Linked DNA regions of Mus musculus: region 2 is linked to region 1. The links are chromatin loops, found by intact Hi-C in ENCODE. Cell type or tissue: left cerebral cortex. All regions are shown on one strand.

What was found. Peaks named below come from ENCODE experiments on the same cell type or tissue, not always from the same donor. Only the 100,000 strongest peaks of a DNase experiment are listed, where the experiment ranks them.
Region 2: a loop joins it to region 1, with 7 times the contacts of the local background. A loop is called at or near these places in 2 of 42 quality-filtered maps.

Annotation. Positions count from the first base shown.
Region 1 is chr14:87,563,736-87,571,735 of GRCm38, reverse strand. No RefSeq gene overlaps it. Among named protein-coding and RNA genes, the nearest start is that of Tdrd3, 150 kb to the right of the region's middle. In left cerebral cortex, CTCF peaks have their summits at 4,423 and 5,378 (motif pointing left); DNase peaks (open chromatin) are centred at 3,036, 3,389, 4,430 and 5,296; H3K4me3 peaks cover 1,093 bases; H3K27ac peaks cover 543 bases.
Region 2 is chr14:88,274,316-88,282,315 of GRCm38, reverse strand. The region is part of intron 3 of Gm33203 (a long non-coding RNA gene); the gene reads left to right. Among named protein-coding and RNA genes, the nearest start is that of Gm33203, 59 kb to the left of the region's middle. In left cerebral cortex, a CTCF peak has its summit at 3,772 (motif pointing right); a DNase peak (open chromatin) is centred at 3,780.

The DNA.
Region 1 (8,000 bases):
ACCGAAAGGTAAAACTGTAAATGCCAGGTGAAAGGTTAAATGACCTGGTTAGATGTCAGAAGAGTCTCCTCTTCCTGTCACCAAATCCTTGGGGTTTCCATTGCTGCTCTCCTGGGAGACTTCTGAGGCCACTTTGCCCTTCTCTTACTCATACTATTAATATAAATTCTTCTTTACTATTTTTTTCCTTCTCAAATGCACCAAGGAAGCCTAAGTAATGAGAGCAGATATTTAAGGATTATTGGTTGAGTGACTGTTGCTTTGACGAATGATTAAATACAATGCTGAGGGACCTAAAACCAAACTACAGTAAGATTCTGACTCTCACTTGTGGCTCACGTCCTTGAATTCCCTACGTTTTTACTTCGGAGGCAGCAAAATGACCCTCTTTGCCAATCTCTTCATCTTAAATGTCAGCGATTATGCTTTCAGGTCTGATTTAGCTGTTCGCTCGTGCTGTTCCCATCCTGATTTCTCCTCTGCTGAGCCTGTGCCCTCCTCATCCTTTTACCTGCTTGCCTTGAAAGGCAGCAGCTCTCTCCAGCAGACAGCTATCAAAGGAATCCTTCTCACACACATCCTCCTGGATTGTCAGGATGACAGTCTCTTGGGGCTGCTCTATCACTGACTGCGACTCTGGATGGCACATTTTCCTCTTCTTCAGGTTTGTCTCCTGGATTTACAGTTTGGAGGTCATCTTTGGGACTCTTCTGTTTATAGCTGAGCTCTCAGTAAATGCTCCTGGAGTTCCCACTTCAACCTGAGAGGAGTTAGGAATAGAAAGAAACTGTGAGGAAAAAAAAAGGGAGAGAGACAGAAAATGTGAAGAAATTTGAATTCAACTCTTTCTCATTGTGGGACAGAACAAGGACAGCCAGCCAGGTCAGGGGCTGAGAAGCCAATGTGAACACACCTCATAGTATTTCCTCTGTTATTCATCCCGTAAGACTGCTTTCTCCTCTAGAGTTCCATATGATTGAAAATATGAAATATGTCTGCTTAAATTCGGTACCTATTACCTTTTATTATTCTTTAACCTCAACTGAAAGATGGTATAAATAGTTTTCTTGCTAACAGACTCTGAGCTGGGATTTGCTGAACCAGACATCATCAGGAATTACCTTGGGAAAACAGTTGATGAAGCAAGGAATAAAAACAGGAATGAAGCCTGAAGAGGTAGCCAGTAGCCAAAGTGCCCTACTACCCATACAAGAAAACCAGGTATGGAGGTACTAGCTTATAATTCTGGGAAGGGAGAGGCAGATGGACACCCCAGAGTCAGTGGGTAGCCAGCCTAGTCCAATCTATTAGTCCCAGGTTCTAATGAGAAACCCTGTGTTATAAAACAAGGTGGGTAGATCCCAAGAAACAACTGGAAACTGACCTTTGACTTTCAAACAAACACTAGCAGATACATACACACATATACACACACACATGCAGAGAGAGAGACAGAGAGAGAGAGACAGAGACAGAGAGAGAGAGAGAAAATAACTTAAGTGGACAAAGAGAAAGATCAACTTGCAAAAGCCATCAATAGCATTAGACATCTCTATTGGTCTAGAATACCCCGTCAGAGTTGTTCCAGCTAGGTAGAGATGGCCATCCTAGGTACTGGATGTGGCCATCTTCCAAAAAGAAAGTTCCTTTTGATCTGAGGCAGCCTTGGGCAAGTTGGGTCATCAACCCTAGGGATTGGCTGAACACTAAGCCTGTCTGCTGACAACCCCCGGACACCAAGTCCCTACTTGAGTTTATGTAGAAGGTGCACCTACCTAAAGCCTATCACAGACATTACCTGCCCTTTGGACAAAATAAGGTCAGAGAAACCTTATTTCACAGGATATACTGTCTTAAACAATTCTCCCGATCCCTGGCCTTGGGGAGTTTAAAGTCTAGTAGGCAAGTCAGCTCATAAATCATGATGATGATGTGAAGAGCAAAACAATACATAAAGAAAGAAACAGACATACCCAGTGGGGGTGTTGTGGGAACCTGAGAACACCCAGAAGACCTGGCTGCCTCAGCTTAGGGAAGTCTCCGTAGACAGGGGAGACTTCCCTAGCCACAGAGCCTCCTGTTAGACCAGTGGTTCCCAGCCTTCCTAATGCTGCTACCCTTTAATATAGTTGTGGTGACTCCCAACCACAAAATTATGTCATTGCTACTTCATAACTGTAACTTTGCTACAGTTACAAATCATAATGGAAATATCTGTTTCCAGATGGTCTTAGGCAATACCTGGGAAAGGTCTTTCCACCCCCTAGGGGGTTCCGACCCACAGTGGAGAGCCACCATATTGGAGGACTCTGCTCCCTTTTGTCTTCCAGTCTGCATTTCCTCGTTGCTTTAGTCTCTCCCTCCCTGCCAATATCTTTTGTAGGGACATAATCCTCTTCATTTCTCTTCTCACTTATTCAGCCGTTTTCCTGATTTGCTTTACCGTCTCCAGAGCAATTTCTCTCCATCTAAAGAGCTAGTCCCTCAGCCCGTTGTAAGTTAAGCTTTAAAACCTAATTGTTGTGCGACATTTTTGCACATTGACTGTGATTGCACACCTGGCAAATGGCATTTTCAAGGGATCTGTAGACTTAATGGGTTCAGGTTTCAAATATGTACATAATTAAATTTCTGATCTTAATAAAAAGACATTACAGGCTACATGCTAAGTAGAAACGAAACCGTGGAGAGGGCGGGGGGAGTGGGGACCAGAGTCAGCTAAGAAATGTTTTCTGGTGAGATTTCTAACAGGTTTTACTGCTAGCCCTCAAAGGTTATGTTACAAAATTTACAAAGGGACTATCCTCCAAAGATGCGATATTTGAGACTTAAAGTGTTGTGGCCTGAAATTCACAGAGCAAACGGAAAAACGGTTTATGGCGTGCTGACTTCATGACTGGAGGGAAGTAACACGGTGCACTGACAATAATTGGAGGATTGTAAGCCTCCTCCAAGCGCCTGGCAGCCTTCCATGGCTCTCAAGCCTCCAACCCTGGGAGGAGAAGATCAGTGATAATCTGGGCGTGCCCAGCCACAGCCTCTTCCCGGGGGAGCTTCCCACACACGGAGAGAGCAAGTGGGAACAAACTTCAGCCCCCAGCACATCACCAAGGAACGCTTTCAAGCCGGGCGCATTGACAGCACACTGGAGGCATAGTTTTGGCATGTGAAAAATGGAAAGTTCCCGAAGCGCTGCCGTCTCTGCCAAGAAAAGCCTGTGCAGTCAGGGTTATGGGCTTCTGAGCCCAGGGGGCGTCACAAGATGGGTGGGGAGGTTATCAAGATCCAACAATTAATGCTGCCTCCAGTACCTCCTCGCCTCTGAAACGGGGCGAGCCCCATCAGCCTTTGATGCTCTTTGAGAATCTGGAAGCCAAGGCATTCACTCAGGGATGCAGAGTGATCTCTGCTGCTCAGCCACCTGCAGCGCTTGGGAGCCGCCCCGGGAAAAGATTCATCCTGTCAGTGGCAAGACAGCTTCCGACTGGTTTAACCTTTGGGATGGAATCCCTTGGCTCTGGAGATGAAATGGAGCCTAAGCACACGGCCCAAAGGGGTGCCAGAGCTCTGTAAATCTGAGAATTACTCCTGGTAGTGAGAGGAGGAAGCAGATCATTAAGTTTCCGGGGTTCTGGCATGGATCCCTGCTGCCTCTGAGCTAAAAGTCACGCTGAGTGCCCCTGTGAAGAGAGCCATGGTACACCAGAAACCAAAAGCAGATCTCAAGCCCGAGTCCCGACGGCTGTTCCGGGAACAGAGACTGACTGGATAGGTGCCTGGCTTCCTGCCTAGGTTATGAGGAACCTATGGGAAGGGGCAGCTTCTCCCCACCCAGTCACCAGAACCCGAGATGCTCTCATTGTGCTACAACTCTAAACTCGTTTTCGTTGTTTGAGAATAAGCTAGTTATTCAGTTATACACTGTGCCTGTTGTGAGTTTTTCACATGTGACCTTCCAGTCAGCCTTCAGTTGGGTACGTGTCCTGTGTCGGGTGGTAGGAGAAGATTTTTAAAAAACCAAATTATTAGACATAAAATTACCAAATAATAAATAAAGGTTTAAAAGAAGAATGTGGGACTAAGGTTAAAGTAATACACACACGGAAGATTAGTTTGTATTTAAAGTGCTTTTCTTGTAAAGAATCCGGAGGAATTACTGTGTTCAGCATGTCAGTGCTCATGGTGGGACTTTGAGGGGAAACAGTTGGCAAGAATTCTAAGAGAGGGAAAATAACAGCCACTGTGTATCAAATGGTGAGTCCGTGCTTGTTAATGACACAGTAAGTGGCTTACTTATTCTTTTTCTTCAATGAAATAACAGCAGTTATCTTCAAGTGCAGAAACCATGCACAGAGGAGTTAAATGACCTGGTCAAGGACACACAGCAGAGACCTAGATGTTGCAGTTTTGTCGTCCCCTACAGGCAACTATGTGCACTTCCTCATCTCTTCTCGCTGCAGTTTAAGGAGCAGATTTTTTTAAGTTACTAAGCTATTGGTTGAAAACCTCTCCATAGGACATGTTTATGGATTATCGGTTGCCAAGGCAACCAGGACTCTGTATTCTCAGCTCTGCCTTCCAGGGCAAAGGCAGTGTGCTCTTTTCTTCCCCTTGATTATCCCTTACTGATTTCTCTCACTTCTCTCTCCTCTGTTAAGTGGTTAGACTCTTCAGGGATGTTTGAGTTTTTGCATCCCTACCACAGATGGCTGTACCATGTATGCTATATGTATTCAATGAATATTTAAATGATTGGAAAAAGATGAACCAGAGAATTGGGTATAAAGCAGGAAAAAAAACCAAGAACTAAACGGAATCAAATGCAAGAAGTAAGACTGCATTTATTGAGTACTTACCATGTGCAAAGTGTCGTGATTTCTTTAGTTCAGAAATTATTTAGCATGATCTGCTTACCCTTAGAATAAACTTGTAAAATAATGCCGTAACATTTTCCTCTCATTTATAGACAAGGGGATTAAGATGGGATGGGTTAAGCAGATTGCCTGGCTCACACGGAGACTAAAGCATAGCACGGAATCTGAAACTAGGTGTTCTGGCTCCCAAGGCCAGGCTTTTTCAGTCTCTGTCTTTCAGACTCTTTTAAAGATCATCTGTCTTGTTAAATGCTTCCTCTAAGTTCAAAGCAATCTCCTCCTGAGTCGCAGCAGACCTTCACTCTGAAGTTCCATAAGGACAACCTCGAAATGCTAATCCTATTAGAATCTAGCAGAGTCTCTGAAGTCTGTGGTTGCTCTGGCTTGCCCCTTGAGTGTCCCTCAAAGGCTTTGCTGCCAACCTGGGACGCGACTAGGAGATGGTGAGACCTTGAGCAGGGTAAGACCTGTGGGAGAAAGTGTGGCTGCTGTCAGCGTCCTCTGGTGGGGAAATTGAGGATTGCAGTCTCTTCCTCTTGATAACAGCTTCCAGGAGGTGAGCAGCTTAAAGCCACACGGTCCCATTATGAAGCTACGTCTCCTCACAGGCCTAAAGCAACAAAGACACCTGAATGTGCAATGACACTGCTGGAATCGTGAGTCCAAGTAAACATCTCCTCCTGTTAGGCTGGCAATCTCAGCTTTTTGTGATAGCCATGGAAAGTTAACTAGAACAGTGAAGAAAATATGAATTAGTAGCTAGCTGATACCTACACGGATGGTAGTTAGATGGATAAATTGATGGTTAGGTGGATTCATTAATACCTTGCTTATCTTGATAATAAAGCAAGGATAATGGCAAGAGCAGAGATGAAACATTTACTCGTACAGCAAAGAAGTTATTCTATTTGCTCAAATCGAAGCATAGCATTTTCAAATTTAATTGGTTTTATAGTAAGCATAGAAGTAAAATTTATTTTCATCTTCATATGCCTTGAAATGTAATTAAATAGTTTTAAAGATATTTAAAGTACATATTTAGCCACTTAAAATGGAACGACGATTGGGTTTAACAATGAAAGCCAACATTTTCATGCAGTAGGTTGTCCAAAGAATTTATTGAGAGAGAAAATTGAAGATACATCAAAATATCCCGTAATGTGCTCTGCCCTGCATGTTTGTTCTGCCTTTTTGTCCTTTCTGTAACACTTGAGTGCAGCAATTATGGACTAGGAATGACGAGCTTGAAACATTGACTGGAGAACAGATCTGTAATCTGGTGACAGGTGAGTGTGCAAAAGGCAGTGCCCCTAATGTTTTGTAGAATGCTAGGAGAAACATTTACATTAATTTGTAAATGGGCATATGCACAAATGTAATTTGTCTCACAAATTACATGACAGTCCTCCGCAATAACCACAATATAGCTCCATAATTCCATATCTGAAGCATTATGGACTACGTGTGCTCCAAATTGAGAAATATCAGGACATTGGTAATACATGCTATGGGTAGCATCTGGAACAGCACTCATCTTTAACATTAATGTTCCACTCGTGAAAACAGGAGCAGAGTCACACTAAATGAAGTAAATACATTCCATGCAGTTTTGCATCATTTCAGGTGTGATTTGGCTGCTGAATGGCTTTGTCTCAAACTTATTAGCAACCGAATATCCAAACCTCTTGTCTTCAGAATTGCGGGTGAAGGTGGGGGTGGGGGTGGGGGTGGGGGTGGGGGTGGGTGTTCTATTTCTTGATTTTTTTTTTTGCATGCATCATTAAACCTGGGAAACTGTACGGAAACAGGCACATATCAAACCGCATAGAGGAGCTAGCACACATTCATTCATCCGTTTGTTTGCCCTTAATTCGACCAGTGTGACACAAGCTACAGAAAACAAGCCAGTTAGACTTGGCGATGCATTTTTGATATGAAGCTGATGAGTCTGAACCTGGGGGAAATCTGTTTCTAAAAGGCCTGCCCATCTTTTCTCCTTGGGACAGAGCTCTTCTTGCTGATACTGGCCCTGTACACGCAGCGTATTTGCTCTCAACAGAGTCCTAGCGTTGGGTGAGCACCGAAAAGAAGCAATTCCGTGGGGTCTGAGCAGAATTCTATTTACTCTAAGGGGCTTTCAATGAGCCAGATGAGTAGCTTTTCTGAGGTTTAAAGAAAGGAATGGGGCGGTGGGGGCAGGGGGAGAAACAGTGAAAATTGAAGATAGTGCCACAGGACAGTGCTTGGGGAGAGCGAGAGGCAGGAGCCACAGTTGACAAATGCGTCCTAGATACAGGTTGGGAAACTGCTTTGTCACTTTCTTTCCCGGCCTCTAATTCCCTCTCGTCATTGAACTAAAAGAGTAGGTGTGCCAGACTGAGAGGACAGGCTTGCCCTCTCTCAGGTCACATCGATTTTCCCACTCCATAATGGGTCATGCACCAGGCTGCTTAACAGGGAAACTTTGCGCCCAGGACCCAGGGCGATGGAAGAAGGTAGGCAGGGTCCTGGGCAAGCCTGGAAAGAGAAGTTTAAAGCAGCGAGAGCCTTGGTGCCTACAGGGTGAGATGATAAATCATGTCAGCAAGGCTAGATCCAAAGAGGAGACAGAAATATCACAGGGGAAGGAGTGATTCGTCTTGTGGGGAGACGGCCTCCACAGCATTCGGAAGGCTAGGTTTTGTAATCCCACAGCCCACGCAGGGCAGGAGCTCAGTGAGCAAGGACAGTACCTCCTGGGAGTACTGAACTGAGAGGCTGAGTGAAAAGGAACTTCAGAGCCGACCCTGAAGAAGCAGGTAAGAGCAATCTGCGTATGGCCAGGCCTGGCCACTCAGTCCCCGCCTCCCGACACATACACACAGCTGGCCAGCACAGCCACCAGGTACTGGTCAAGGGACCTGACCTTCTGGTTCTATGGCAATCCTCGTGGGCTGGCTTCTGGCCCAGGTGCCCATGGAGTAAAGCTTCCCCAATAGCTACAGTTTCTGTACTAAACTTGCTGCTTCTCCTGGGGTACCTGTGATTAAAAAAAAAAAAAAAAAAAAAAAAAAAAAAAAAAAAAGGCAAGCCTGTTGCTAGGGCAATAGCATACAACACAATCTTCCCTCGACCCAGAAAAACCTC
Region 2 (8,000 bases), 710 kb before region 1:
AAAAGTAGTTTTTGAAGCTCATTAGATTTTGAAACACTTATTTTTAATTTTAGTGATGTAAAGATAAGTTCAAATATTTACAAATAAAAATTAAATGAATCATTTTTTTCTCAAGTTATAAAATACTGAATATATGCTTCATTTGTTTTGTGTGAGTGTAGATGACTCTCATGGCTAATACTTATTGCTTTGAAACTGTATATAAGAGATAAGAATAAATTTTAGTGTTTTTGTAAAAATTCAAATCTGCCTTTATGATCTCATTCCATTTCTTCTCGGCTTAATTGAAGTCTTTGGGTCCCTCTTCATCTCCATAATCTGTAAGCTATAGAGAATAACAAATACACAGACGTAGACCTATATTTCTCTGAATTAATACTAAGTAGATCACTTTACCACTTGCTTAATCAACAATTTTGCAGTACTGCCTACTGTACTATGTAAAAATTATTAGTTCCTTAGTTATGTATGTATGTGTGTGTATGTATGTGTGTGGTGGGGTGTGTCTGTGTGTGGACTTTATGGGTCAATTTATTTTTATAGATGTTTTCATATGTGTATAGCCCACACTACATTCCTCATCTCTACTTTTGTTTTTCTTTTCTGTTTTTTGTTTGTTTGCTTATATGATTGTTTGTTAGCTTTTTGGGTCCTAATTATTCTACCCTTTAATACAGTTCCTCACATTGTGATGACCCCCAACTATAAGTTTTTCTGCTTACTCCTTCATAGCTGTATTTTTGTTTATTATGAACACTATTATGAACATTTTTGGAAACAGAGGTTGGACAAAGGGGCATCTACCCACACAATGAGTACCTCTGGTCCAGAGATTAGTAAAATGGAATACTACTCAGTTATTAAAAAAATGAATTTATGAAATTCCTAGGCAAATGGATGGACCTGGAGGGTATCATCCTGAGTGACGTAACCCAATCACAAAGGAACTTTCACAATATGTACTCACTGATAAGTGGATATTAGCCCAGAAACTTAGGATACCCAAGATATAAGATACAACTTGCCAAACACATGAAATTCAAGAAGAACGAAGACCAAAGTGTGGACATTTTACCCTTTCTTAGAAATGGGAACAAAACACCCATAGAAGGAGTTACAGAGACAAAATTTGGAGCTGTGACGAAAGGATGGACCATCTAGTGATTGCCATATGCAGGGATCCATCCTATAATCAGCTTCCAAATGCTGACACTATTGCATACACTAGCAAGATTTTGCTGAAAGGACCCAGATATGGCTCTCTCTTGTGAGACTATGCCGGGGCCTAGCAAACACAGAAGTAGATGATCACAGTCAACTATTGGATGGGTCACATGGCCCCCAATGGAGGAGCTAGAGAAATTACCCAAGGAGCTAAAGGGAACTGCAACCCTATAGGTAGAACAACAATATGAACTAACCAGTACCCCGGAGCTCTTGTCTCTAGCTGCATATGTATCAAAAGATGGCCTAGTCGGCCATCACTGCAAAGAGAGGCCCATTGGACTTGCAAACTTTATATGCCCCAGTACAGGGGAACGCCAGGGCCAAAAAGGGGCAGTGGGTGGGTAGGGGATGGGGGGGTGGGTATGGGGGACCTTTGGGATAGCATTGAAAATGTAAATGAGGAAAATACCTAATTAAAAAAAAAGAAAGCAGCAAAGAGACAGAAAAGGTGAAGCAATATTTTCTTTCTTTTTTTTTTAGTATTTAAAGCAAAATTTAAATTTAAATTTATGTTGATCATATTTTTCCTCTTCCAAATTCTTGTTTAATCTCTCCAATTTCCTAGCCATTCAATTTTCAAGTTCTTTCTAAAATAAATAAATAAATAAATAAATAAATAAATAAATAAATAAATATCCAATACAAGAACACAAACACCCCCAACCAAGAAAATAAAAACCCCCTCCGAAAAACCCCCACACAATTGTAAACAAATAAGATTACATGCAAAAATAACAGTGAAGTCTAGTATATGTTATATATACATGATTTCTGTCCTAGAGTGATTGGTATTAGAGAAAACAAATTTTCTCTCTCTGAGCAGGTAAAAGTGACAGTTAAATGGTTAACCTTTACCTTAGTGGCTAAGTTTTATTCATTCATTTATTCATTCATTTACTCATTCATTTTTGAAGTATAAGGAAATTAAATACAGTAAGGTAAAACAAAAACTATCGCTAGGGGTCATTTTATCGCTACTTTCTCTTCTTTAAGTCGGGATTATTTGGTTTTATCTTAGGTCCCTAGTCAACATAGTCTCAAGTTCCTTTTCCCTCAAGCAATGTTGGGTATGGGTTTCATATAATGGAGTGAGTGGCCTTCAATGAAATCAGTTATTGGTGGGTTACTCCCACAAGCCCTGTGCCACATTGCCCTGGTGGATTCTGCAGCTAGTACACCATTGTAGATGAAAGTGTTGCTGGCCATGCCTAGCTTTTTGTGTGGGTGCTGAGGATATGGATGTTAAGTTCTCATCCTTTTATAACTACCAGATTACGGACAGAACAAGTTTGAGTATCACAGATGCACAGCAACACATGTATATTTTTGCCTGAATATTTGGGATCCTAACTCAAGATCCCAGGCTTGTATGGGAAGCACTTTACTCAGTGACCTATCATTTAGCTAGCATCAAAGGTTGTAATATGACTTAGTTACTGGCAAAAATCTTGGCTGTTCCTACAATTCCTGCTTTCAAGTACACCCCCAAATATCTTCTAACTTAATTATTATTAGTTATTCAAAATCGTAAACTTAATGTGTTCAGCAACAACATTCCAATCTTCCATTCGAAGCCTGCTCATTCTTATCTGGAATGAGTCATGGCATCCTTATTCAGCTATTTCTCGGGTATATTTTGGTGTTTTCTTGTGTTCTGTTCCCCTCTTTATTTCTTCTCTAATCCATTAGCATTCCTATTGCCTGTACCTTACTAACATGTCTAGAACTCAAATCACTAAGTGGTAATCTTCTTTAAGGGCACAATTTTCTCTTGTCCATATCAATAGATTTCAAGGATATTTTTACTGTTTCTACCAAACGGTTCTTTGCTTTCTGTTTCTCACCGGGATTCCTTAAAAGACGAGACCTGAGGTGATATATTTATTTTTGGAGAATTTTTAATTGGTTTACATGACTGGATTCTGGGTAGGTCAGCAGTGGCAGTCTGCAGAGAAGAGAACACTCTATCTGCTCAGTCCAAAGAATGGGCAGCTTCACATCCAGGGGAACCAAAGGTGCACCTCAGCCTATGGCCTTCAGCCTGGAATCTCCAAAGAGTCCCAGTGAATTCACATTGAGCAATATAAAACACCTGTAGTCTTATACCTTAGGTGTTACCAGCAGCAACAGTTACATTGGCTCAGGAAGGACTTGTATTGCATACCTGCTTTCTCGTTCCCTTTAAGTCGGCCCTTGCTTCCCCAGCTTGTCAGATGTTATGACCCACACTCATCACATCCCTTTCCCTGATATGTTATGCTTAGTATGAATCCTCACCAGAGGTCCACTCACAGATACATGCAACAGTACGCTGCATTAATTCTCTGAGCATTTCTCAGTCCAGTCAAGTTGACAGTGAAGGTTAAACATCATACTTCTATATACTTCCCTCCCACACAAAAACGATAGCTTTAATCATTTCTTATTTCAGCTAAAAGAAATTGTCACAAAATTAGTGGCTCAAAACGTTTATTATCCTATCGTCCCATAAATGTTTGAGCACAGGGTGATTTAGTTGATTTTGTGTTTAAGTAAAACGCTAGAGGGCAGCAGAACGGAATGCTTTTCTGGAAGTTCTAAGGAAATAGGACTCTCTGGTCATCAGTGCTATTCAAGCATCTCAGTGTAGGTTGGAGACTCCAGGTTTTCATTGTGGCCTTTGGCTAAGTATGGTTCTCAATTTGTAGAAGTCCTCCATATTTCTCTTACTTGCCCATTTATAGCCAGGAATGTGTGGGGCCTGGTTTTCTCAATTTACCTTTGCTTTGCCTCTATTGTATTTTACCTGTCTGAACAAAATGGAGACATTTCCCTAGTTATATCATCCTGCTGTATAATAAACCCATGATGATCTTCCTCTCCCAAGACCCATGACCTTAAATATCTTTTCAAATTGCTTCCACAGATGTACCTGGGTTACTGAATTATTGAATAACCAAGGGAAGAGATCTTAGGAAGCAGCTTTAGAACCCTGCCTCTGAGAGCAGCCTGCTTTCCCAAAGACTCTGCTACACATAAAATAAATGAAGTTCTAGTCCATTCTCCATTGCATAATGGTTTCTTAGTTTATGCAAAGTAGACACCAGATTACTTATATAGGTCTACAGAACCTAGTGCAATCCCTTTTCCATTACCTAGGATTTTATTTCTTATAACCCCCATTCATGTTTCCACTGATTTTTAAAATACTCCTTTTAAAAGATTTTAAAATATTCAATTATTCATCTACTTCTGACTTTAAAATAATGGGTATAGTTCATTTTTCTTCACCATTGTTTCTCTATATTAGTGTTTATTATAGACAGGATAATCCTTTCTTGTGTAGTTTTTATATATTATCAAATGTTAAGCATACTTCTGGTTTCTATTCATTAGATGAATTCATTCATTTTCTGATATATCTACATATTACCCAGTGCATCTTTGTTAACACAATTTCCACTAGTTACAATGACAAAACTTCATGGTGGCTAATAACAAAGTCACCTAGCCACTAGTTGCAGAAACCAGCACCGTTAAACTTCCAATTTCAGGATTTCAGGAATTGAGGGATTCTTTTTATTCCCCCAGATAGTATATAAACAAGTTACTTTGTAAAGATAAAAAGGAAATGACAATAATTTCAATACAAATTTGCAACCTTGACTCAAAACATTGATCACACATAAGCTTAAGAAAAGAATGTACAATAAAAACAAAAACAATGTATTATAATTAGACACATGGCTGAGGCAACTATCAGAAGAGAAGAGCAGAAAGGAGCTGGTTAATACTGTACAAATTCTACCATCAGTCTTCTTCATACTTGCGTAGCAATTATTAATAGTCCACCACCTAGTTGTAGGAAATACATTTTCAATAAACTGAGACTGTGTGTTTAAGAAGCATCTACTAAATATTAAACTTCATTTTGACTAGGTTTTAAATAAGAGCTTAGTACATGTCCTTTGGCAGTCAGCATATGGTTAGTTACTCTTGATTTGAGAGAACTGAAAGACCTGGGGAAACAACATTTAATAAATGAGTTCAAGTGATTTCAATTTGTTGTAGTGGAAATTTTCTGGATGATGTAATAGTCCCATGTTAGTTCTGATTTCTGGACAGAAACAAAAGTGTCAGTTCAAAACCAAAAACGTAGGCAAGAGAAAAAAATCTAGCAACAGCTGGGCAAGAAGGAAAACCACAGCCTTCCTCAGAGTGACCAGCTTCGTGACTGCCAAATTTAACTCCAAATACAAGAGATTATGATTTAAGTTTACCTGAGAATTTAGGCATCACCAAAAATACAAAGTGACAATGATATTATACCAACTGCAGATAAAAAAGTTCAATATGAAGTCAATATATTTCAAAATTAATTATATAATTAACATATAACAACAGGATCAGTATATCTTCAATATTGTTAGAGTTGATATTTCTTGTGAAGCAAATTAAAGTGTATCTTATTTGTTGCAGTTCATATTTATGGGTAGCCCGATTTATGTTTAAAAAGTCTTCCTTTGTCAACAGTTATTTTGTCATTCAACCATTTGCTGAGAGTCTGCTCGGCAATAGCAAACACAGGAGATCCAATGCCTTAGGCCACCGATTTGTGTTCTATTTGAATAAGAAAGTAAATAGAAACACAAACAAGTATGAAAAAATAAAATGTGAGTTAATGATAGTAATAAACATGCAATGATAGGTCTCAGGGTTAACAACTTGCGTGGCTAGAAAGGCTCCTAAAAACGTGAGAGACACAAAGCTAATAAGATGTAAAAGGAAAGAAGATCTTTGAAAGTCCAAGGAATGTAAACATCTGCTATCATATTAAAACCCTCTGCTACCTTTTTGGGATTGTGAATTAATTTCTTGTAGAAGCACTTTTGGGAGCCGCCTATCAGACATCCCATGTACCTATATTACTATTGGTAACAGTAGCAAAATTACAGTTACTAACTCATAGCAGGATACTTTTTGTGGTGTTGGTTATCACAACATGAGGAACTGTACTAAATGCCTCTACCACTAGGAAGGTTGAGAATCACTGTGCTAGGGAAAACTTAGGTTGGAATACTGTAAAAACTAGAAGTGATGGAGAATTTCCAGATGTTGCCTATCTGTCACCTGATGCGCTAAAAGCAAATAACAACTTTCTAAGTGTATAAGTCCTCATCTTCTGCATGATTATAGTAAATTTGGGTGTATACAGATTGCCTCTCCAATCCTCATTCGTAAAATACCATGGATCTTAATAAACTTCCTTATTGCACTAGATATAGGTGTTAACCTCTGAAAATCATCATCAACCTCGAAATTTTAAGTTATTTGTATTATCAGATTCCTTTCTAATTTTCTTATCTAAATGAACTACTTTTTATTCAGAGAGTGAAATTTTTCTGCATAACTAGGGAGGGCTGGTGAGATAACACTTCACTATGAGCCTAGATTGGTCTCAAATTTCCAGTCCTTCTGCCTCAAACTCCTAGGTCCTGGGATCATGGACCTGCACTAATTTTGTTTGTTTAATTTATTTATTTTTAACCACTGCTGTGATTTTTTTCCATCCAAATCTTCCAATCGCTGCCCCCCTCTTGTTCCCCCACAGAGTCCTTCCTCCCAAACCCCTCTGCTTCTCCTCTGAGAGGTGCTCCCCTACCCCTGGGTATCCTTTCACCCTGGAACATCAAGTCTCAGCATGGTTATGTGCAACCTTTGCCACTGGGGCCAGACAAAGCAGCCCTATTGGGAAACAGATTCCTCAGACAGGCAACAGGTTTAGAAACAGGACAGCCCCTACTACAGTTGTTGGGAGACCCACATGGAGACTAAGCTGCACAAGTACTGGGACCTTGTTACAGTCCCTTTATACTCTTTCTTTGGTGGCTCAGTCTCTGGGAGCTCCTAAAGTTCCAAGTGAGATCCCTCTGTTGGTCTTCCTGTGGAATTCCTATCCCCTTAAGGGCCTCCAATGCTTCCCCTGTCTCTTCAACAAGATTCCCTGGTTTTTCATGCAATGTTTGGCTGTGGGTATCTGCATCTGTCTCAGTCAGCTGGGTGAAGCCTCTCAGAGTTATTCTAGGCTCCTGTCTGCAAATATCACAAGAGTATCATTAATACTGTCAGGGATTGGTGCTTGCTCATGATGTGGGCCTCAAGTTGGGCAGATGATTGGGTGGCCATTCCCTCAGTCTTTGCTCTATCTTTGTCCCTGAATTTCTTTTAGACAGAACAGATTTTGGCTCAAAAGTTTTGTGGGTGGATTAATGTCCTGCCTAGCTACTGGGTGTGGCCTCTACAGGCTCCGTTTTCCCACTGTTACTCTTTCAGGCAGAGATCCCCTGCACTGACTCCTGGGGGGACTCCTCCATCCCAGGTCTCTGGCTTAATGATGGTCATATTCACTATTACTCTGGCAGTCTGAAGTACCTAACAAAGTGTGATTAAAAGATAAAAGGTACTGGTAGAGCTCGTGTCTCTAGCTGCATATGTAGCAGAAGATGGCCTAGTCAGTCATCATTGCTTGGTCTAGCAAACTTTCTATGCCCCAGTATAGGGGAATGCCAGGGTCAAGAAGTAGGAGTGAGTGGGTAGGGGACCAGGGCGGACTGAGGGTATAGGGGACTTTTGGGATAGCATTTGAAATGTAAATGAAGAAAATATCTAATAAATAAGGATAAAAGGTGTTTTTCAGTCCTAAAATAAAGTTTTAAAAGTAGAATAAACAAAATATTAGCATTGAGGTGTTCACCAAATACACTGGCAATTCATTTGCATATTCCTATGAAAGC